Regions from separate parts of the Homo sapiens genome. Here all the other regions are linked to region 3. Evidence: chromatin loops called from intact Hi-C (ENCODE). Cell type or tissue: A673. All regions are shown on one strand.

Region 1 (8,000 bases), 260 kb after region 3:
TCCCGGGTTCACGCCATTCTCCTGCCTCAGCCTCCCCAGTAGCTGGGACTACAGGCGCCCCCCACCACGCCTGGCTAATTTTTTGTGTTTTTAGTAGAGACGGGGTTTCACCATGTTAGCCAAGATGGTCTCGATCTCCCGACCTCATGATCCGCCCGCCTTGTCCTCCCAATGTGCTGGGATTACAGGCATGAGCTACCGCCTCAATGCTGTTGTTTATATCTGCCCACATCTTCAAGTTGTCAGGGTGTTTTTTCATTGCAATGACACCCTCCAAATGAAGTCGACACTCCACCTACTTGGTGCTGCCCACAAATAGTAAGTAGAGTCTCTGACTGTCATTAGTAAAAATGAAGTCCGATTTATTAAGGAAAAAGCTGACAGAACAGCCTGGTTGAAAAAAAAAAAAAACAATCAAATGGGAATGAGAAGACCTGCATTTCCCAATGGCTAGTTGGCTGGCCACTTTCTTGCCTTGACGTTTTTCTAACATATAATATGGGAATCATGATTTCTCCCTAGAGGTCTTGGGAATATTCTTACTCAAGTATTTGGGGAGCATTTTTTATGGTGTATAGCACTGTGCTAGAATCTGAGAAAGAGAAAGATATAAATGAAAAGAATTGCTGTCCTTTAGGAATAAAAAATGTAGTTGAGGAAGCAAAATATACATACATAATAAATCAGTTTAGCAACAGTAATGATTGTTTACCTCTTTAGAGCATTTTATAGTTTTCAAAGTTATTATATGTGGGTATACAAAATTATATATATATAAATGCACATATATTCATGCATAAATATAACAAGGATTAAATGAAATTCTACATATGTGAAAGTATATGCATATAAATATATACATATATTTGTGTGTGTGCATATATGTGTGTGTGTGTTCACAATTTCATTTAATCCCTATTAGCAACTCTATGCGGCAGATAGTAATGACTCCCCATCACAGATGACAACACTGAGGCCACATGATATTAAGTAAAATTGCAAGTGAAACAGGATTTTAACACCTGTCTCTGGATGCTAAGCCCTGTGATCTTTCTATTGCAGCATACATTATTTTCTTAATCCAGGACAAGGGTGCATCCCCAAAGTGTAATGTGCCTAGTAAGTGCTGTGGAAAGCTTGCTTGGAGGAAGTGGGTTTGAGGTGCAGAAGAAGATGGGGTCTCAGATAGGGAGAGAAACACGCTCTAAAGTCTGGCATGTGGCACACTGAGAAAGAAGAAAATTGTGAATGCGAAGGATGTGTGAGTTTGGATTTTTCTGAAGGATTGGATTACATGAGTGAATATATTGCAGTGCGTGAGATTAGAGTGTAGACTGGCTGTGGAGTGGGTTACAGCATGGGATCAGAGAGGTGGGTTAGAGGTCTTTTGTACTCTCCAAACAGAAAATGCCTAAGGGAAAATATGAAAAAGAAGAGGCTGGATAGACGGACCCTTTGGAAAGACTTTGTAATGAATTCATCTAGTCTAGTGTCAAAGATTGGGTTTCTGGCTCCATGACTAACTAGGTTTGCTACCTAATCAAGTTGTTTATCTTCATCAAGTCACAAAAGTACCTGGCTCATTGGGTTGTTCTGAAGACAAATAATCCATAGAAAGCCACTTTAACTCACCAACTCACCACCTAGCATTTAGAAATCATTCATTAAATGTTAGCTAGTTATCCTAGTATTAGAGGTAAAGTGGTAGAAGGAAAGATATAAAAAGATAATCTATTGTATGAACATGTTTTAATTCCTCAGAAGAAAGACGAACTCTCTATTAAACCAAGGCTTTACACTGTTTTAACTAAAAAGCAACCAATACCAGCTTTCTCTGTGGACAAGATTTATTTTAGTTTAAATGGACAGTTTCCACTATGAAGCAATATTAGTGACTCACAGCAAAGATAATAAAACTAAGAACCACCTACACATCTTTACAAACTTTAAACTATTTGTAGTAGTGAAATAATAGTGTTTCAGGTTCTGATTTATATCAGCTTAAGCCAGTTCTTTGTATATTTCAAGACCTGCATCATCATTGTGACATTTAGACATAAGGATATTGGGGGTTTCACTGAGGCAGTCGTAGTTTTAGAGTTTGACAAAGAGTGAGGAGTAAGCACTTTCCATTTGTTCCAGGAACTTAAACATTTAATCCCTTTGGAACTACTGAGGATGTCCATAAGCCATGTCAGAGATACCACATGAGGAAGGCATTGAATAAAATACCTCCCCTCATCCCACAGGGTTGGTATTTTAATGAATCTTTAAAGCATTTGACTAATCAAATAACTTTGGCAGATTTCCTCTCAATATTTAAATGACAGTCAATTCCAAGTGCAATATTTACAAAGTCCAAAAGGATACAGAGTTTATCAGGTGGAACAGAAATTTTCTCTGGTCTTTAGAAGGAGGACTGACATTACCACGCCCTGTCTCCTTACTCAGAGGGACGCTCCGTTCAATTTTCCCATAAATTGCCTGGCTGCATTTTCCAATTCAGTCTCCTACGCCTTCCTAAAGGCAATTTTAAGACTAGGTGGCTGCCAATATAATATAATTTCGGTGGAAACAGAAAGGCCCACCTGCCTGAAATCTTCACTCAGTGGCTAGGTCATCCTCTCTAGAGGGCTACAATTAAAATTAATGTGTTATATTTGGCACTGGTGTGCATTCATTTGTCTGAGAATTCTACAGTCAGAAGACACTTTGCATACCACTGTGGTCTAACTTCGTTTTCCAGTTGGGACAACTGGACCATCAGCTCCAGGAGATTGTGTTTTATTCCTCTGATTCTTGCCTAGCACTGTGCTGTGGCTTCCGATGGTGCCTAAAAAAGCATCCCTGTTTGAGGCTGCCACTGCAACATCTACCTCCAAGAGGTGAGGTACAGAAACAGCACATTGCAAGGGGGTTCCAGAGTCATAAGATGACAACTCTGCGCCAGGGCGGGTAGGGGAAGGATAAAGCTGGGAGAGGAGGAAAGAGTCGGTGCCCAGTTAGAAGAGGACCATGGCTAGAGAGTGAAAAAAGAAAAGTGTTGCTTCGCCATGATTTCTGAGGCTATTTCTACTCAGACAGCATGTTTCACAATATTGGTTGCCCTCTATTTAGAGGTTTCTCATTGATTAATGCCATCTCAAATCAGGAGTGGGCTACTGTGTACCGTGAGGCTTTTCTGTGTTTTGATTCTGAGACCCTGAAATAATTTTGTAATGATCTAAAACTATTTTGGATGGGCTGTTGGGAGACTGTTTCAAAACACTTTTATCATAATATATTTTGTTTATATAGCATATGTATATCTATACGTGTGTTATGCTACGTATGTATATATAATTACATATAAAAGATATCAATATGTATCTATATATGTGTAAATATATTGATATTTGTATTTATGGCTTTATTATGTATAAATATATAATTATTTATGCATAAATATATTTATTTTAAAGGAATTGAGAGATTTATTTTATATGATAGGGGCATCTAAAACCGCCAAATTCTAAAGATGCAAGAGAGCTCAACCAGTTCATCTTCCTCCTTTTTTAGGTAAAGAAACTGAGAGAGTCAGGAAAGTTGAGTGACTTGGCCAAGGTCTCAGGAAAAGCAAGAGCCCCACCTAGAGCTCAATTTGTACTTTCCAGGCCAGGATACCTTCCAGTGTACCCCTGGGTCTAGGGCAGTAGTACTTGGTGCTGGTAAAGGGGTTAGGCTCTGGGTCTTGAAATTGTTTCCTACTCATGATTCTGAAATGCACTACCTCATACTTTGACTTGATATCCACTTTAGAAGGGCCAAAAGGAGAATGTGAAGAAGTCATTGGCTTGGAGAGAGTACGATAAAACCTCAATAGGAAAACTAAATGTGGTTGATTTGTACATTCATCAAATGTAAATGAATACCTGTTCTTACAATGGAATGTCTATAACTGTGTCCTGAGAACCCATCCTAGCAGATACTACTCACAGAAATAGGTCTTTCCTTTCTATTTTCTCTCCTTATCATTGAGACCACTAGAGTCCATCTTGCTTTAAGTTTACATTGTAAGAGCAGAAAAAAAAAAACCAAAAAAACAAAATCTGGACTCAGGTGTGGACTCTTCAAAGATAAACCACTGGTAACAGTCATTCTAGTCTCCACCAGTGATTTATCTCTGAAAAGGGCCTGACAAAGGGGGATGGATGGAAAGGGGGTAGATGTTGATCAAACGGTACAAAGTTTCTGGTAGACAGGAATAGTAACCTTTAGTGATCTTTCACACAAAATGGTGATTATAATAAATACGATTGCATTACATATTTCAAAATTGCTAAAAGGGTAGATTTGACATGTTTTTGCCACAAAAAATTATATGTGAGGTGATGAATTTGTTAATTAGTCTGATTTAATCATTCAACATTGTGAACATATATCAAAACATCACCTTGTATGCTATAAATAAATACAATTATTATTGGTCAATGAAAAATAAAATAAAAATTTTAAAAAGATAAACCACTACCTTTTTCTTTACCAGAGGCTGTTTATCAGATGTCCTTCAGTACTAGGCAAACTGAGAACCCCACTGTTTGGATAACATTGCTGCAGCAGGAAGGATTTTTTTTTCTTTCCTGAGGCTTTTTTGCTTGAATCCAAATTTCTTTACAATTGACTCATTCATTTCTCCTACCCCTGCCTACTTCTGTCAGCTCTTCTGGGAAAAATAGCAAATGAATTTAACATTTTCACCCAGTGGCTGGAGGCCACAAGACTAGGGCACTTAATATGATACGGTTAGCTTTGTTTCAAATTAAAATTGGAACCAGTAATGTCTTAATTCTCTTGTCTAGACGATTGTCACGGCTGTAAATTATCATCATAATAGCTATTGTATGGTTTCTAATGACTTTACCAAAACATTATTTGCCAATCCTATAAACTTTTTGAACATGCTGTTTAGTTTATCCTGATGAATCTATTAAGAGGTGACACATACATCCTGCTTCCTCTCTCCAAAGAGACATTTGTGGATTCAATTCCTTGCTTGTTGCTAATGCCACTTTGTAATCTCAATACTGATCTAATTCTGTTTTCTGTCTGTCTACAACAAATTTAATCAGAAAAATCATTATCCAAATGTAATGTTCTGTGTTAGTATAATTACTGATAAAGTAAGCTTTACATCTGCCATTTTGCCACATGTGGGTTTTTTTTACTGTTGTTTTGATTTGAGTTTTTTTTTTTTTTTTTTGAGACTGGGTCTCACTGCGTCACCCAGGCTTGTATGCAGTGGTGTGATCTTGGCTCACTGCAACCTCTGCTTCCTGGGCTTAAGTGATCCACCAGCCTCAGCCTCCAATTGGCCACCATGCTCAACTAATTTTTGTATTTTTTGTACAGATGGGGTTTCACCATGTTGTCCAGGCACATGTGTTCTATATGTCTTTTTTTGTTTGTTTGTTTCTCTCTTTTTCCATTATTTTCTTCTTTTATGCTAAATAGATGTTTTCTAGTATAACATTTTAATTCCATTAATATTAATATTTCTTTAATTGTATTTTTACATTCTTTTCTTAATGGTTGCTCTGAGGATTATAACTAGTATCTTAACAATTTAGTTTGGATCAATACCAATTTAATGTCAGTGGTATATAAAATTTTGCTGCTACATAGCTCTACTTTTCCCCCTTTCTTTGTGCTCTTATATAAGAATAAATATTTACAGATTATAAGTCCATCAGCACCATTTTATAGTTGTTGATTTGTATAGTTACCTTTTAAATAAACAGGGAAAAAATTACAAACCAAGGGTATATTCATACTATTTTTTATGCTTATTTATATTGTTACGTCTACTGGTGCTGTTAATATTTCTTCATGTGGATTCTATTTATTGTCTATTGTCCTTTATTTTCAGACTGAACAACTCCGTTTAGCATTTCTTATAGAGTAGATTTATAAGTGACAAATTATTTCCATTTGTTTATATGGCAATGTCTTCACTTTTTTTTTCATTTTTGAAGAATAGTTCTGAAAATTATAGAATTCTTATTTGACAGTATTTTTCTTTCAGTACTTGGAGTATGTCATCCCGTTGCCTTCTGGAAACCATAGTTTCTGATAAGAAATCAATTGTTCCTCTTATCAAGGACCCCTGTATGTGATGAGCCACTTCTCTATTACTGTGTTCAAGATTCTCTCTTTATCTTTTACTGTTGACAACAATTCGATTATGATATGTCTGGGCATGGATAATTTTAGTTGATCTTACATACATTCTGAGTTTCTTTTAATATGTATAGTTTAATGATTTTCAAATGAAATTTTGAAAATTTGGTTACTGTTTCCTCAAATATTTTTTCTACTTTTTCTCTTTTACTTCTTCTTCTAAAGTTTTCATTATGTGGATGTTGGTACACTTGATAGCATCACAGGGACATTGGAGACTTTGTTCATTTTTCTTCATTATTTTTTCTTTATATTCCACAGACTAGATAGTCTCAATTGACCTGTCTTCAAGTTCACTGATTATTTATTCTGCCAAGTAAAATTTCCAATTAAGTCTCCCTAGCAGGGGAACAACACACAATGGGGCCTGTCAGGGGGGCAGTGGGAGGGAGAGTATCAGGATAAATAGCTAATGCATGTGGGGCTTAATACCTAGGTGACGGGTTGATATGTGCAGCAGACCACCATGGCACACATTTACCTGTGTAACAAACCTGCACGTCCTGTACATGTATCCCAGAAATTAAAATTAAATTAAAAAAAGAGAAAAATAAAGCATTTACAATACATTTTAATGTGTATTTAATATGTATTTTAATATGTTTTAAGCTCTCAATAAAAGTTGGCTAATTTTGTAACATAGAAAAAGTCTCCCTAGCAAATTTTTTATTTCAGTTATTGTATCTTAGAGCTCTAGAATTTCGATTTTTTAAATAATTTATATGTTAAGTTGATGTTATCTATTTGCTGATATATCATTCTCATGTTTTTCTTTAAATGTGTATTCATGGTTTACTTTTGGTCTTTGAAAATAATTGTAATGGCTTTAAATTATAATTTAAAGTTATTTCAAATTTTTGACTAGGAATTCTAATTCATGGACTTTTTCAGGGACAAAAATTATAATAAAAAAATTCATGACTGATTTTATCCCCTTGTTTTGGGGCCATATTCCCCTGTTTGTTTACATGTATCATGATTTTTTTGAAACTGAATATTTTAGATAATATGATGTAGCAACTCTGGAAACCAGATCCCATTCTTCACAGTTTGCTATTGTTCCTGTTTGTTATTGTTGTTCTTTGTTTCATGACTTTCCTGTAAGAACTCTATAGTTTCTCATGTGTAGTAACTGGTTAACATAATTGTCAGCTAATGACTAGACATGCATTTCCTTAGTATCTTGAACGAGCAACTCTCCCAGTCTTTCCTGAATAGTTCCATGTGTGTTAGGTGCATGCCTTCAATTTACTGGTAGGCAGTTGAAAACTCTGTTACCATTAATGTCCTGCTTGCTCAGATACTCAAGGTCAGCAAAAGTTAAAAAATTAGGACCTTTTCAGGTGTCTCAACTTCCTGCACATGTGTGTTGCCTTCTAGATTCTCAGAAACATGTTGGAGCTTTTCAAAGTCCTTATTGTGTTCTCAAAATGTCTATGTTGTAATTACAGTTAGATGAGATCATGTGACTGGATCCCTCATGATGAGATGAGTGCCCCCAAAAGAAGACACCAGAGAGCTTGCTTCTCATTCCACACGCATGCTCCAAAGAAAGGCCATGGCAGAGCACAGAGAGAAGGAGAGCTCCCACCAGAACCTGGCAAAGTGTGCTGCTGGCATGCTTGTCTCATAATTCTGCCCTCCAGGACTGTGAGAAAATAAGTTTCTGTTGCTTAAACCACCTAGTCTATGGTAATTTATTATGGAAGCCCAAGAAGACTCACACTAATTTTGGTACCAGGAAGTGGGGTGCTGATGCAACAAATACCTAAACATGCGTAAGT
Region 2 (8,000 bases), 56 kb after region 3:
TCCAGCTCACAGGAAGGATGGAAGAGAGACGTGGAAGGCAAGGAGCTTCCTTTGAAGAATATGACCAGGAAGTTGAACATGTCACTGCTGCTCACATCTCATTGATCAGAATCTAGTCACGTGACCACACTTAACTATGATGGGGCTGAAAATTGTATTCTCCATCTGAGTACCCATGTGCCCTTCCAAAACTGTAGAGCGGGTGGGGTTCAATACTAAAAGGAAGAGTGCAATAGAAGAGCAATAATTGGAAGCAAATAGTAAAAGCATGCTGCAATAGTTTTACAGATTTTTGCTGATTAATATCATGAAAGTTCACATATCTTACATTAAAATAAAATGCAAATGTGATTGTGTCATGAAATTCTGGTCATTACAGTTACTTTTAGAATTGTTTACTATAATATGCTGAAGGTAGGTTTAATTTTTAAATGAACTTGTTTATGAGTACTGGGTTTATTTTACGTTAGCCTTATGAAAACAGTCTTACAGATTTTCTCTCCTATATACTACAAATTTTACTATCAATTCTTACAGTCTCAGATTTTTAAATCTTATTTCTACTTACATGCATTTCAAAACTTGCATTTTTCCCCATAGTTTTTCATTTTTGTCATCTAATATTGATTGGAATGTAGCATGGCAAAGAGTAAGCAAACATTTTGATATCTTCCAAAACAAACCTTAAATAATTGTCTGGAATTCAGGTCAGCATCATATGTATATTTGAATCATCCATGATCTGGAGGCCCCAGAACCTGAGTTAATTCTTGGACCATACTTAGTCTTTCTTGTATAACTGGAAATCTGGTTCAAGTTCATCATTTAGTATCCAACGTGGAGTCTTGTACAGTTATTTTCACTGAGCGGATGCTTAATAAATATTGGTTGAATGACTGAATTGGGCTACTCAGAAAACATCAAAAATTGAGGGTCCTTTAGACCAAAAGTAACCTTAATTGGTTAGTCATCTTTTCCAGACAAAAACAATTGCTTTTTGCGGGGTTTAATGATGTGAATAGTAGCCTATGTAACCTAAGTAAATAATATATCAATAAATATAGGAAAGAAGTGCAGAAAGAGCAAAATGTTATACATCATAAGAAAGTTTCTCATTCCTCTAAATAGTATAAAATATGAGAAGCAACTAACACATTGCTTGGCATAATAGATTCTCAATAAATAGTAGTCACAGTTAATTGTCTTTTATATTGTTCCTTAGGTCACAAGTCAAAGAAGTTTTTCACCAACATGTAGCAAAAGAAATGACAGTTTTCTGGCAGTTATTCCTTATTTCAGTAGGGAACAAATTCACTGTCAGAATGCAGAGAAGAAAGTCAAATTCTCATATTCAAGAAGAGCTGATTTGAGACAGACTGTCTTTATAACAAACTAGCATTTAAGAAGATCCAATAATTATAGAATATTTCCCCAAATTTTACTCTATTTGTGAAATACTCCAGGGAACTCAGAAAGTTTTAACATAACATCAGAGCCTGTGAGTTTGGAAGGCCTATTTATATTTCAGCTATTTCTCTGGCATTTGCCCAGTGATAATATATTGGGATATTCTGGAACCCCCTAGGAGACACCAACATGTTATAGAAGCAGCATATGGTATCTGTCTCTGATTGATATAAAAATTATTTTCTAATTATTTGGCCATGCTATTCCATTTTTCCTCTTTCAAAAAGAATTCCACTCTTCATTTTTTTTTTTTTCAGTCTGTTTCTTCTTAGTAAGTCACTGGCATTACATTCAGGTACTTTTAGTATTCTCTATTTCTTTACCTCACAAACCTTTTTAGACCATATTTAAATTGTAGTAATTTTTAAAAGCTGTATGACATGATCCTTTTGACACATCAAGGCCATCATGATATAGCTTTCCAATGTCTTAACCTTTATGGGATTTACTGGTTTTAAATTCTTCTATCTTACCTAGAATTGACTGATGTTTCCCAGAAGGTCAGGATATCAATGCTAATTTTAGCATCCTAACTAATAGAAAACTCTAAAAGTGGTAAAGATGTTTATTCCATTTTTTGTTTTTTGACAACTGATAATCAAGGAGTTAGTCGATTTTCTTTAAATCAACTTTTAAAATCAAATCAGTCTTTTCCATCAATCCTCAACTATATAAATCGACATCTAAGTTTATATACCATGCAGTAGAGGCAGTAGTTTTAATTTTTTTGAAATTATGAAGAAACTTCTAAATATATATATTTAAATTAGAGTTAAAATTTTTATGTCAGTTTACCTATAAAAATAGAAATAAGCTGGCATAAGTTTAATTCATTTACCTACAGAGAATGGGAGTGGTCAGTTTTACTTCTTTAAAATCCTTATCTCAAAAATATGATGAAATGCTAAGTTACTTTTGAGTAGCGGGTACTCTGGAGTTTGTTATATTATTTTTTGTAATTGTTTGTATCACTTTGCACATTGTATTTTCCTCCAAGTAGAATAAAATAAAATAACAGCTTGGTCTGAAATCCTTTGATTTTTCTGGGCAAGTAGGAAGCTGGGTTATATGTTGGTGAAAATAGAAAACTTGCCTGTTTTGTTAGGTTGGATTAGTGTAGGTGAGATGTGCAGATGAGAAGTAAATGAGGGTGAATTTAATGTTAGCTCAATTAATGAGTGCAGAAACATGCAAAGAATTAGGGCGTGATTTAAGCAGGGACTTTCTGCACAATTATTTAAAGGTAACGTGTTGTCTATAAAAGGCATACATTTTCTCATGTATACATGACCCTCCCCACAAAAGTACAGTTTGCCACCTAGATTTTAGTGGTTGTCCTTTTAAGAGGCGGTTTCTGGTAATATCTGTTATATATCTAGTTTACATTTTTCAAACAGCCCCTCAAGTAGGAGTCCAATAATAAGAATTAAAGGAACTTGAGTTTTCCTTAATGTTTTAGGTGCATTATATGCTGCTTTTGAAAATGTGAAGGTGGAACTGATTTTGGCTGGGTGGAGAAGCATTAAACCCATTTTTCTCTTTATTTCCCCCCCACCTCCAACCTCCCAACATGCATTTTCTAAGGTTTACTCATTATAATTTTTAATTTTTACTTTTCAAAATTCACTTTTAATAGAAGGCTGTCAGATTGGCTCCAAGAGCAAACAGCAGGCTGACTGGCGCTTGGCGGAGGAGGGAGAGGGTCGCGCGTTGGGTCTGGGTTTGGGGCTGGGGCTGGAGCTGGCGGGTGGGGAGACTTCAGGAGGGGCCCTAGCAGAGAGACTGCAGTGACACTGCCCTCCCTGGGCTGGTTGAAGCATCTCACTGGTGACGGGTCTGAAAGCACGTGGCTACGTCATGGAAAGCCAGTCTTTTCAATGCAAACTTCAACTCCTCCTCCTCCTCCCTCTAATGCCTGTAACTCACATCCGAGGCTGGGCGAGGAATCCGGAGGGGAGATTTTCCTCATGCTCACGGTTGTTGGAAACTGGAAGAGTGAGAGGAAGGAGGAAGGGGATTTGTGGCGCTCTCTACCTACTACAAGACTGACAAGGGGAGGGGGCACCTAAATTTGCATCTTTTCTTCGTGGTGATTGAGAACTGCAGGTTCAAACCGATCCCACTGAGCACTGGCGATTGATTATAAAAAAAAATCGACACTGGGAGAAGGGAGGCTCTGTCTTCGGCTGTCAGACTCAATCTCGGAGGTGGTATTGGTGTGTGAGTGTGTGTGGTGGTGTTTTTTTTTCTTTTTTTTTCTTTTTTCTTTCTTTCTTTCCTCTTTTTTTTTTTTTCCTTCTCTCCTAGGGGCTACACAATGGCAGTCTTCTCTCAGTAAGATGAATCCTGCTTTGCCTTCTGCAGATCCACCCATCCTCATAGCGATCAAGTAAAAAGGCTATGGTTTTCTCTTTGGGGATCTTTTGTGCATTACTGTTCTCCCTGATTAGTTTTGATCTCAGTTGGGATCTCTTTGCTTTTCTGTTTGGCTTCATGCTGAAAAAGGATTTTTTCTCCAACCCTTTGGTAATAATCCGGTGGTGATCGAGGGGGGATAAATCATTCACCCTGGCCGAAAACAAACAATCACTGAGAAGTCTCAAAGAAATATACCACGTGAGGGGAAAAAACTGGGAGAAGATCCGGAATATTATCGTTTTTCCTATGGTAAAACCGGTGCCCCTCTTCAGGAGAACTGATTTCAAATTATTATTATGCAACCACAAGGATCTCTTCTTTCTCAGGGTGTCTAAGCTGCTGGATTGCTTTTCGCCCAAATCAATGTGGTTTCTTTGGAACATTTTCAGCAAAGGAACGCATATGCTGCAGTGTCTTTGTGGCAAGAGTCTTAAGAAAAACAAGAACCCAACTGGTAAGCGAAACATGCATCATGTTATGTTTTTCCTCATAATAACCTGTCTGTTGCTCATCGAGCTAGATCTGCAGTTCTGCTATGCAGGAAGGCAGGGGAAACATACCAGGAACCAGGACAGTGTTGCATATAGAGGTGTTGCATGAATAAACAAGTAACAGCTGGATCGGCGTCTACGAACCCCAAAACCATTATTGGCATCCCTTGGCTGTGACACAATCCATCACTAGGAGGGAGGAGGAAACTTTTTTTTTTTTTTTAATGTATTTGGTTGCCTATGTTTGGTGGAATAGTGAAGGGCTATGGCTTAAGGTTGTGCCCCAGGCAGCTGAAGCTTCGGTAGTTGCCAGGAAAAAGAACCGCGAGCTCCCCTTACTTCTGCAGCAGGTTCGAGGGACGTAGCTGGGTTCCGAGAACCTGCTCTAGACTTTCTGATTAGCTTGCACAATATTCGCCACCACGATCACCTTTACCAAAGTAAAAGAGGCCCCCTCCCTCGCGGCCCCGCTCCTCCGTCAGCCCCCGCGTCCCTCCCCCGTCCAGCTCCGGGTGCCCGAGCATTAACTCATTCCCCCTGTCTGCCTCTGACACATCCTGCCACCGGGAATACTTGAGCAAGGCTTGCGCCGGGAGGGAACCCCAGACTGAGAGGACAAGCCCAGCCCCTCTAATATTTGTAATTGAAGTCCCCCCCTTTAGAAAGCGGTGTCAAAGCCCTGCGTCGGGGTCCCACAGGGCCAGGGGTGGGGATGAGCCAGGCCGTGAGTTCCTGCTTTTAAGCCTACTGGTGATCATGCGCCCCGATTCCAAAGGGCTCCAACAAGGGAACTTGCAGTACATTACATAAGAAATGCAAATGCATCTGATTTGGGGAGTCGGATCCCAGGGGTTCCCGTCCCCGCGTCTCAGTCCGAGGCGATTGGGGGCGGCCGCGGAGCTGTGGGCGAGCAACCCAGGGGAGGCAGGCTGGAGGGCTGCATGGTGGTGGCGGCGGCGCTGGCGAGGAGGCTGGGCGCAGCCTTTCCCGGAACCGCTCACGCTGGCAGCCGGGAGTGTGTGGCGTCCCCTAGCTCCGTTCAGGGTGGAGAGGGACCCGGGGCCGGCTGTTTTTGTCTGGGGTTGTGTCTGAAGGAGGGAGCGGGCAGATCGGCCGTCCCGCAGTGGCAGCCCGGGCTCTGGAAGCTCCTGACGCTGGCACTGCGGTGCAGTAGATCATGGCTCTCCACGGCCTCCCTGACGCCCTGGGCTCTGCCGGGGGCCGCACTGGCACCCAGAGCCCCAGCGACTGGGGCAGCAAGTGGCTGCTGCCCTCCAGCCTCCGAACCTTGCCAATGCAACGTAGCTGGGGTGGCGCGCTCCGAGGGGTCTGCCGCCTGCGGGTGCAGCGCGAGGCAGAGGAGGAGGAGGTGCGGGTGGGCGGGGACGGAGGCGGTGGGTGCGGAGGCTGAGACCGTTTGCGGCCACCATTCCTGCAGCAAAGGAGAAACTGCGAGTTGTTAGACAGTCTAAAAGGGCAGAGGCTCCTATGCTGGGGCGGAGAAGATTGCCCCCAGCTGGTACTTTGGGGTGGCAATTGAGGCTCTGGTAGTAGCCTCTGGCTGCTCCGTGGACTCGGTGCTGCAGTGGGCTCTGGGCTCTGCCCTGAGTCCTCCTCCCTGTGTTCTAGTTCTTACACCGTTTCTATTCACCCCATCTGTTTCCTCCTCCTCCGTCCTTTTACCCTCCTCTCTTCTTAACTCCTCAGCGTTTAGCAACTCTGAAACGACACACCAACCTGAGAATTGCCCAAGGGGAAAACAGTGTTGTCACCTTTCCACCCGCATGTCTAATTCAGCTATGAAGTGTACCCCAAGATGTACTCCAAGTCCCCGACATCAAACCTAAAACTTGCTGACGCTTGGTTCATACAAAACCAACTTACATCTGCAACACTATCTCACAGCCTAATATGAAGACCCTTTTTGCAAGACTTCTCAAAGTGAGAAAGGCCAAGGGCTGCAGTGGGAAGGGCAGGGGTGACTGCTTTACACTGCAAAAATGGTGGTCTTTTGAACCCTTCTTGTGTCTTTCTGTGAAAAGATTTAACTCTCTTCTGAGAAAGGAATAGTGCAAAAACATTTTTTATTTAGATGTGACCATTTGTCTTAGGGACCTTGAAGTCAGTCCTTCCATAGTACTGGAGAGTGGGAAATAATTTAGCACAGAACAGTAAGTTTCTTTGTAGGCCTTTATAATTTTTTTTGTAAACAATTTTACCGGAAACACTAAATTTCTCCCTATACACGAGTCACAATCTTATTACACTTCCTCCATCCCACCCACTTTCATCTCTCTGGAATAGTTTTTCCCCCCTTCCAAGGCATTTTTGGAAACTGTGGAACAAATGACAATTTATTTTTAGAACAATTCATTTTGCAGCTTATGAATGCTAAAGTATTTGGGTATGAATTGATGGGCTAACTCAAAGTGTATCTAAGAACATTACCAACTATTCTAATAGGATAATTTAGTGTTAGATAACCAGGGATATGAGTTCCAACCAGGGAGTTGGAGCATTTAGTATATATATATATTATATATTATACATATATATAATATATATATTTAAATGGGACATTAATGTGTCACATTATTTATCTTACCTTCTAAAAGTTTTAGCCTGTTAAGCTTGAATCGAACCCATGCCAAGCCATTCCCTTTCACTATTGTACTTCGTGAGTTCCATTCTCCTGCTAGTAACATAAAGCCTAAAATCTTTTGCAGGTTTTTGATCCCAAAATAGCAGTAGAACTAAAAAGTTAATTGGGTAATTAAAATGAAACAAACACTAAAATTCTTTTAACTGTTACAGCCAAAAGGAACAGATTGACTACTACCTATTATGTTATCTTAAATTTAAAAAGAGAACAATTAACTGGTTTCAAACTAAGAAACTTGGGAGAATACTGCCAAATACCAGTGAATTTGGTGTAAAGCACCTATTCTTATTTCAGAGATAAATAATAGGTTAATTTTCCTTCCTATATCTTTGGAAGTTATGAAATAATTTACTGATTATTTCCAATTCGCTAAACTGTCAACAAGTGTAGGTGGTTCAAGCATTCGTGGAATTTCAGAGCACCGCTATATAATCAAGTTGGTGTGAAAATAAGCAGAAAATAGAGTTACGAATTTAAGGACAAAGTTATTCATCTACCCAAAAGTTATTGATTAGCTCATTATTAATACTTATATAAGAGGTCTTCATTAAATAGTGTTTTGGGCTTGTTTTATGTAAAATTTAACTGGAAGAGAACATGAAAAATGTGTTTGCACAATATATGCTTTTTAAAATAAATTCCAATAGCTTAAAAGTCCTGGATATAAAGTAAATTTGCTATCTTCATTAAAACACCCAGTCTAACAACTATTATCAGAGAACACACACACACACACACACACACACACACACACACACTCTTAAATGTCCTACTTTCCTAGCAGAGCAACAGCTATGCATTTAGAATAAATGTTACCTGCTTCAACTTTCACTGTAGGAGTCATGCAAGGTGACTTTATTTTAGGCAAATCATTAAATAGGGAATACTAAGTCCAAGGCATTTATTTTGCTTGAAGGAGGCTTCATAGGTTTCTTTAAACCAGTATGATAGTTTGGATTGAC
Region 3 (8,000 bases):
ATGTTTTGAGTAATACAGTCTGTCTTCATTTCTGTCTTACTATCATTTCATGAGGTATTATAAATAAATAACAATTCAAAGGCAAGTGAATCAGAACCCCTGATTGTACCATCCAATTCAGTAGTCACCAGCCACAGGTGTCTCTTGAGTCTTTGAAGTGTCACTGACTGAGAGATGTATTGTGAGTGTGACATACCCTCCAGGCTTCCAAGAAGTAGTATTTAAAAAGATACAAAATATAACATTAATCATATTTTTATATCGATTACATGTTGAAAATATATTGGCTATATGGGGTTAAATAAAACATATTAAAATTACTTTCACCTGTTTCTTTTTATTTTTGTTGATGTGGCTACAAGATAATTTCAGATAACTTAGTTGCTTGGATTATATCTGTTGGACAGGCTGCCTGCAAGAATGCCAAATGTTTTAAGTATTGTTAGGAATTGGAGGGTGCAGCAGGCCAGTGTGACTCAGGCGTTGCGGCATCTGTGGGTCCTTCTGCCTTGGTTATTTGGCGGAGATGAGCTGCCTGCCAATTATATCCACCCGAGCTGTAGATCCGGTTTTATCCAAGACCTTCCAGAAGGGACCAAGAATGCATTGGTTCCACCCCTGTCCAACGGACCAGAACAGGCAACCGTTTGAGGACCTAGACCAACACCTGCTCAGGCTGCTTTTGCGTCCTTGACAACAGCTTCAAGACGCTCATGTCTCGAGTAAAGCCCAAAGACAGCAGTGTTTGCAAGTGAACAAAAAAAATCTACAAATGGATACATTGGTATCAATCTAATAAGAATTTTGAGAAGATTAAAGGAAATTATATGTAGAAAGTCTAGATCAGTTAATTCACTTTTGATGGCATAGGGGGAAGTATTAGAAACTTTGGGAAAGAATAATAAAGAACCCTGGGTGGTGAGAATATTGTGAACCATTCAGTTAATGAAGCGATGTTTAACTGTATTGCGCAGAGCCGCAGAGTCGCCTTGAAATGGAGAATGGAGGCCACACCTGCATCAGTCCCAGAGCAACCAGGAAATCTGCTGTTACCCGTTTACATATTAATGCATGTGGTTTATAGATTTCATGAAATATCAACTAAAAAGTCCTCTGCCCTTTAAAAGGTTGGATAGTCATTGATTTAAAGAAGTTAAAATATGTATTTGATGTAAACTGAACTGAGTTTTTCAGTTTAATAATGTCATTTTACCTCTTTCTTAATCTCTAGGTGGAAATATTTATTTGAGGACACTGAAATCTGGCATTAAAAAGTAAAAAATCAAATGTTTTTACCATAACATTAAGAAAGCATTTTTATTTTATTTTTGGTTTAAGAAGAAAGGGAGTTTATCTAGGGATAGTTCACAGTTCTTGGGGTTTCTGAGAATTTCACAAGAGCATAATGGAGGTGGTGTGCGTCTGTCCCATAAAGACCCCAGCTTCTGCCGCTTAGTGTGAGTGCTCAGGATCACTACCCCTACGATGGCTGCTGAGTGTGGGGTCCACTGCCACCCTTCCCTGGAGTGCACCTTGTCAGACCCTCCTCCAAATTCTCCAAACCGGCCATCTTGAGCAGGTGTGTCTGATTGGAGGAGCCTGTGCCCCGTGCCTGTTGTAGCTGCGATGGAGGTGGGGAAAGTGAGATTCCAGCTTCTGCTCTGGGGACCCGTAGCTCATAAAACAGAGTTGCCCAAACATGGGAGAGGCTTCAGAGCCTTCTTCCATACCCATGCAAGCGCCTTCTCCTCCACGTTTCTGTATTTCCTGTGCAGAGCCTTGCTTGCCCTCTGGTGTCCCACAGTATTCTGCATGGACCTCCGCCACATTATTCATCAAGCTAATGGTCAAGAGGTCTGCAACAGTCTGCGAACTCCAGCTATTCATGTTTGGATCCTCATTCCATAGCATCGTGCCTGGCACAAAGAAGATATTTAGGAAGTGTTCGCAGTGAACAAAAAAGTGAATTAACTGCAGTAGATTAATTTTCCTAAAGTAACTGCTTGCCTCACTGCCAGCTTACCATCAAAAATTCTAGGGGACATCAAATAGGTGCTTGGAGAGAGGGGCACGTATGTTCGTCTAGAGCTGCAAAAGGGTTACTTTGGGGACAGAAGAAGAAAGTTCTGAGGAAGTTGGATCATGTTTTATTATTACTACTATTTTAATAAATACTCATATTTAGCTATTACCAACATAACAGCTTACTTGCCACGGAAGGGGATGAGTCTTAGCCCTCTCAGATTTGGCATCATTCAGGGTCCTCAGTGAATAAAATTCAAGGGAAGAAATAGAACTTTGCAAGTTTCAGACCCAGGGTGGCATCCCCTAGTACCTGGCCAAGAACAACTAGAATGTGGCTGAGAAGTTGAAAGGCTGTGTCCTCCCTCGCCTTCCCTCCTTCTTTCACAGACCCAACCTCTTTCTCTGTACATTTATCTAAAGTGTGGGAACATAAGAAAGAGAAGATGAAGCCCCAATTTCACAGAACAGTAGCCGAAATTACACAGAAAAGCCATAAAGCAGTGCTTCTATTTCGTTTCATTTTTAAAAGTCATTTACTTTATGACTATAAAATCTGAAGCTGTTTCTCCCCCCAAATTAGAATCCCATGAACTAGAGAGATAAGTTACTAAGATTTTTTATTTTTTTATTTTTCTGAGACATCGTCTTGTTCTGTCACCCAGTCTGGAGTGCAGTGGCATGTTCTCGTTTGACTGCAACCTCCGCCTCCCTGGTTCAAGTGATTCTGCAACCTCAGCCTCCTGAGTAGTTGGGACTACAGGGGTGCATCACCATGCCTGGCTAATTTTTGTATTTTTATTAGAGACGGCGTTTCACCATGTTGGCCAGGCTAGTCCCAAACTCCTGACCTCAGGTGATCTGCCTGCTGTGGCCTCCCAAAGTGCTGGGATTACAGCAGGTGTGAGCCACTGCACCCAGCGGAGTTATTAAGATTTTCATATCTCCTTTAAGCAACTATTTCAATGCCCTTTGAATTCCATATATAAGGCATATATTTGGATATGAATACTATATGAATATATGTAAATATGATCCTGGTTAAATTACACATGATGTGAGGCTTGATGTGCTGCCTTTTTTACTTAATATTCTGTCAATGCTTTCTAATGTCATTGAAATGTGCTGAAGGCTTTATTTTTAATGCCTGCATAGTATTTCTCAATATGAATTCATCATATTTATTTATTTCCCTTTCATGTAATTTATTCCAAATTTGTCATTGTTATAAACATTCAGGGATTAAGCCAGTTGTAACCTTGGCTGTAAACTTTTATGCTGACAGCCAAATCAACAATTCAACATATCATGAGAAGAGGAGAAAGGATGTGAAATTTCTCACTGTGGTAACACTTGATGACTGTAATTATGACATTGATCCTATATCTCACCTCCATTGGTAGATATAGAAACTGAGGCTCATATTGTTAAGAGAACATGCCCTAAGTTACACAATTAATCAGTGGAAGAAGTGAGATTTAAACCCAAGTCTACCTCACGTCAAAATCCACACCTTTTCCTCTGTGGTGTATGTCCCTGTTCTGACTTAGGAAATTTCCCTCTGTAACTCCAGTGGGGCTACTAAGTGTAAACGGGTATTGTGAAGGAAGGTCCGTCTTAGAGCTGCAGCCAGTATGCCCTGTTCCACCAGGGGTACAAAACAGTTAAATCTCTATTATTCTCCAAATCAAAGGAATCGGGCCCTCCTCTTACAATCTTTGAAGATCTTTTTGTTTTCTTACCCCTGGAATTTTACTTCTATCAATTTTCACACCTGAAGCACACATACATGCGCGCACACCACACACACACACACACACACACACACACACACTCCACATGACAGGTCAAGAATCTCAGGCTATCCTAGATGACGTGTCAATCACCTCGCACAGAGGAAACCGGAAGTTTAAAGGTTGTCTGCAGTCCCTGTAGCCATTGCTGCCACATGGTGTCACTGTTGAAGCACAGGCAGACCAGCTGCCCCAGTACTCTCTCCTTTGTCCCCAGAGTTGGGCATGAGCCTCCCTACCTCCATGTCCCCTCTCTAAACGACATGGTGACCTGGAAATCGGATACAATCCCTGGCTGCCTCTGGCTCAGATACTTCTTTCCATGGGGCAGAGTCGCCATCATTCATTACACATATATACAAGACACACAGGTATGTGAGCTGCCTGTCTCAGGTGTGCAAACTTAGCCCACAGCCTCTTGGCTAGATCACATACCAGTGATCTAGGTTCAACGCCACCCATTGGTAATGTGGCTACTTGAATTAAGACAAGTAGTGGGGGTGACCTGCTAAAGATAGTGCTATCAGTTTCTTTCCTCCTTCAGCCAAAAAACGTTCTTTTTTGCTGTTGGGTATGTGGAGAGCTGGTTTACTCATCCATGTGGAATGATGGAGATTTTTCCCTTCCACCCCTTCTCAGACAGAGGATAAAAGCCCTTATGTTTTTAGGATCTAAGTCTTACTGTCTCTTAGAGAAGAGAAAAAAATTTCTTTATGTCTCAAAAGTCCAAGGTTTTGTCTTGGGCAAACGTGTAATTTTAGAGAGAAAAAGTTGGTGTTTCAGGGAATGAAACAAAAAGCAGTGAACTCTGTGATTATCCCCAAATTCCAGGAGAAAGGGCAAGGTGGGTGTGGATTTCGTTATGGGCAGGTGACATGCATGTTTTGGCACAGGAATCCCTAGCACTGTGCCTAGTGCTGTGGCTGGGGTGCCGGATGCAGGTACCATGTAGAAGAGGAGGTGGAGACACGAGCCATCAAAGAACCTGACTGGTCTGAGCCTGCAGCTGGTGACAGCCCTATTTTGTTGTGATTGGGAGGGCAGGTTGCAAAATCAGAGAAAGAAGGGCCACTAGCACCTGCGGGAGCTCAGCGACATCAAGACATTTCTCCTCTTAGGAGTGCACATTTGGAGGAAGCCACCTCTGGGACATGGAAGATATTCCTTTTCTTTGAATATCTAATGGGAAGTGGGAGAATCCCCAAGAGTTTAAAAATGGACTTTGTGTCAATCTGCCATTTGGATGCCAAGCCAGATGAAATTTAATGTGGAGACATTAAAGCAATGTGAAATTGCACCCCAGTGTTGAGTAATAGTCTATAGAATTACCCCTCATGCATACAACCACCTGTCCAGATTCAAGCCTCTACTATACTGATCAATTTTACCTACCTCTTGTCAGAATAGAAGAGACCCATCTCATCACTGACGTTCAGGATTCCATCTTGTCCAGCTGGCTCAGGGACTTCTCCGTCATCACCTTCTCTTTCTTCTGTGTCTTCAACCCTTTGCTTTGCCTTGATCTCTTTCCCATCAGCTTTTTAAATACACCCTAGTCTCTTCCATCTTAATAAGCTTTCATCATTTGCCAAATTATCTTTGCGTTAGGCCCTTGTTTGTAGCTAGAACACTGACCAAAGCCTTCAGGAGTGGTCCTGCTCTGTTGTCTGCCAGAATAACTGCTTATGACCTGAGCAACCAGTAGCAATATCAACAATAGAAATTTTGGGAGCATAATGGAATGCTAGAGCCCAAAGCTAATCTGCCTTTAAGACATAATCATGGCCATCCCTAGTATGCCTCAATTCACAGTTTGCTTTGGTTATCCCCATAAGTCCAAACCTCTGAGAACGTTTGCTACCACTTGAACTTCCATTTATGTTCCTCTCTGTAAATCCCTAATATGTCCCAATCCCACAACCTTCCCTGTCACCTCAAACCCCGTCACCGTGCCTTCTAGAATTCCTGCTCTGTGACTGGCCAAATCCTCTTTGTCTCAGCCAGCTCAAGTTGCTATAACAAACGATTGACTGGGTCTCTGAAACAGCAGACATTTATTTCTCACAAGTTCTGGAGTTTGAGAAGTCTGAGATGAAGTTGCTGGCAGATTTGGTCCCTGGCGAGGTCTCCCTTCCTGGCTTGCTGATGGTTGCTTTCTTGCTGTATCCTCACATGGTGGAGCGAGAGCAAGCTCCAGCCTCTTCCTCTTACATGGACACTAACACCATCATGAGGCTTCACCCTCATGATCCTATCTAAGCCCAATTACCTCCCAAAGGACTTACCTTCATATACTATCACATTGGGGATTAGGACTTCAACATATAAATTTAAAAAACATTATTTTGAACACATACATTTTGAAAAACATTCAGTGCATAACATTAGGCCCCTGGCTCCCCACTCTAATTCATGTCATTCTTGCATGCAGAGTACATTCATTCCATCCCAACAACCCCAAAGTCTGAACTTGTTCCAGCATTAACTCTAAAGTCTGAAATCCAAAGTCTCACCTAAATATCATTGAAATCAGATATAGGTGAGACTTGAGGTACAATTCATCCTGAAGCAAAATTCGTCTCCAGCTGTGAAACCGTGAACCTGGATATGTTTTGTGTTTCCAAAATATAATTGTGGAGAAGGCATAGGGTTAGACATTTCCATTCAAAAAGAGATAAATAGTGAAGTAGATGGTGATGGGTCCCAAGCAAGTCAAAAACCTAGCAAGGCAAAATCCACTGCTTTTTTTTTTTTTTTTTTTTTTTTTTTTTTTGAGATGGAGTCTCACACTGTCACCTGGGCTGGAGTGCAGTGGTGCGATCTTGGCTCACCGCAACCTCCTCCTCCCGGGTTCAAGCAATTCTCCTGCCTCAGCCTCCCAAGTAGCTGGGATTACAGGCACCCGCCACCACGCCCAGCTAATTTTTTGTAATTTTAGTATAGATAGGGTTTCACCATGTTGGTCAGGCTGGCCTCGAACTCCTGACATCAGGTGATCCACCTGCCTCAGCCTCCCAAAGTGCTGGGATTACAGGCGTGAGCCACTTTGACAGGCCCCCACTGCACCTTTAGATGGAGAATACTCTTGTGGTTTGATGCTCTGCCTTCCCAACCCACAGGACCCACTGGAGCTGCTATCCTGCCTCCTCAGCTCTGCCAGGGGGCAAGGTGAGGGTTGTGCTCCAAGACTTCCAGTGGCCCCTCCCTCAAGGCTCCAGGTGGCCACAGTCTGACCTGTTGAAATAGAAACTGAGGAGATTCCCCCAACTCCCACCCTTTGAAATAGGAAGAGGCAGCCCTGATGATCTCTGCAGAGACTTTGTGGTCATTCTTCCCTTGTATGAAGAAGGGTGCATCCAGTGGAATAGCTCTGTAGTCTGTTTCTGCAGTCTAAAAGCCTTCCTTCATTTCCTCCCATTTTCCCCTCCATCCTCAAATCTTGTTTTCACTACTCCTTCCAAGCAGGGCCTCTAACAGAAATCTGGCTGGTATCTCAGCATACAACTTCCCCTGAAGCCTTTCAATTGGAGGCATTTTTTCCCCTTCTTAATTCTCATCGCCACTTCTGAACGATTAGGCTCTCTCTCACTTTCTCTTTTTCTTTTAAAAATTTTCATGCTTATACCATCTGATTGATTCTATCATGGTATCAGTCAGAGTCCCAGCTAGGAAACAGATGGCACACTCAAAGTAGGAAAATTCAAAGAGGGGTTTAAAAAAGGAGCATTTACACAGATACAAGTAGGCTATAGAGAAACTACGAGGAATAGTGCAGGAACCTGGAACTAGTAAGAGTGGTCACCTCAAGGGAGGCATTCGGGAGTTGTTATCAAAACCTAGAGTAAGAGACCCATGTAGAATTGGCTGCTGTATTAGTCCGTTTTCATGCTGCTGATAAAGACATACCCCAGACTGGATAATTTATAAAGAGAAAGAGATTTAATGGAATCACAGTTCCACGTGACTGGGGAGGCCTCATAATCATAGCAGAAGGTAAAAGGTGCCTCTTACATAGTGGCAGACAAGAGAGAAATGAGAGCCAAGCAAAAGAGGAAACCCCTTATAAAACCATCAGATCCTGTGAGACTTATTTACTACTATGAGAACAGTATGAGGGAAACTGCCCCCATGATTCAATTATCTCCCACCAGGTCCCTCCCACAATACATGGGAATTATGGGAATT

What was found. A loop is a pair of places that touch in the nucleus more often than their neighbours do. Peaks named below come from ENCODE experiments on the same cell type or tissue, not always from the same donor. Only the 100,000 strongest peaks of a DNase experiment are listed, where the experiment ranks them.
Region 1: it touches region 3 in a loop (8-fold over the local background); 29 of 110 quality-filtered maps call a loop at or near these places.
Region 2: it touches region 3 in a loop (2.5-fold over the local background); 9 of 110 quality-filtered maps call a loop at or near these places.

Annotation. Positions count from the first base shown.
Region 1 is chr13:102,193,031-102,201,030 of GRCh38, reverse strand. It overlaps a transcript of FGF14 not described here. Among named protein-coding and RNA genes, the nearest start is that of MIR4705, 150 kb to the right of the region's middle. In A673, a CTCF peak has its summit at 3,645; DNase peaks (open chromatin) are centred at 3,630 and 4,840; H3K27ac peaks cover 2,425 bases.
Region 2 is chr13:102,397,810-102,405,809 of GRCh38, reverse strand. It overlaps a transcript of FGF14 not described here. Among named protein-coding and RNA genes, the nearest start is that of FGF14-AS2, 7.2 kb to the right of the region's middle. In A673, CTCF peaks have their summits at 3,245 and 5,674; DNase peaks (open chromatin) are centred at 3,329, 4,969 and 5,729; H3K4me3 peaks cover 4,106 bases; H3K27ac peaks cover 4,492 bases.
Region 3 is chr13:102,453,486-102,461,485 of GRCh38, reverse strand. No RefSeq gene overlaps it. Among named protein-coding and RNA genes, the nearest start is that of FGF14-AS2, 63 kb to the right of the region's middle. In A673, a CTCF peak has its summit at 3,951 (motif pointing right); a DNase peak (open chromatin) is centred at 3,975; H3K27ac peaks cover 329 bases.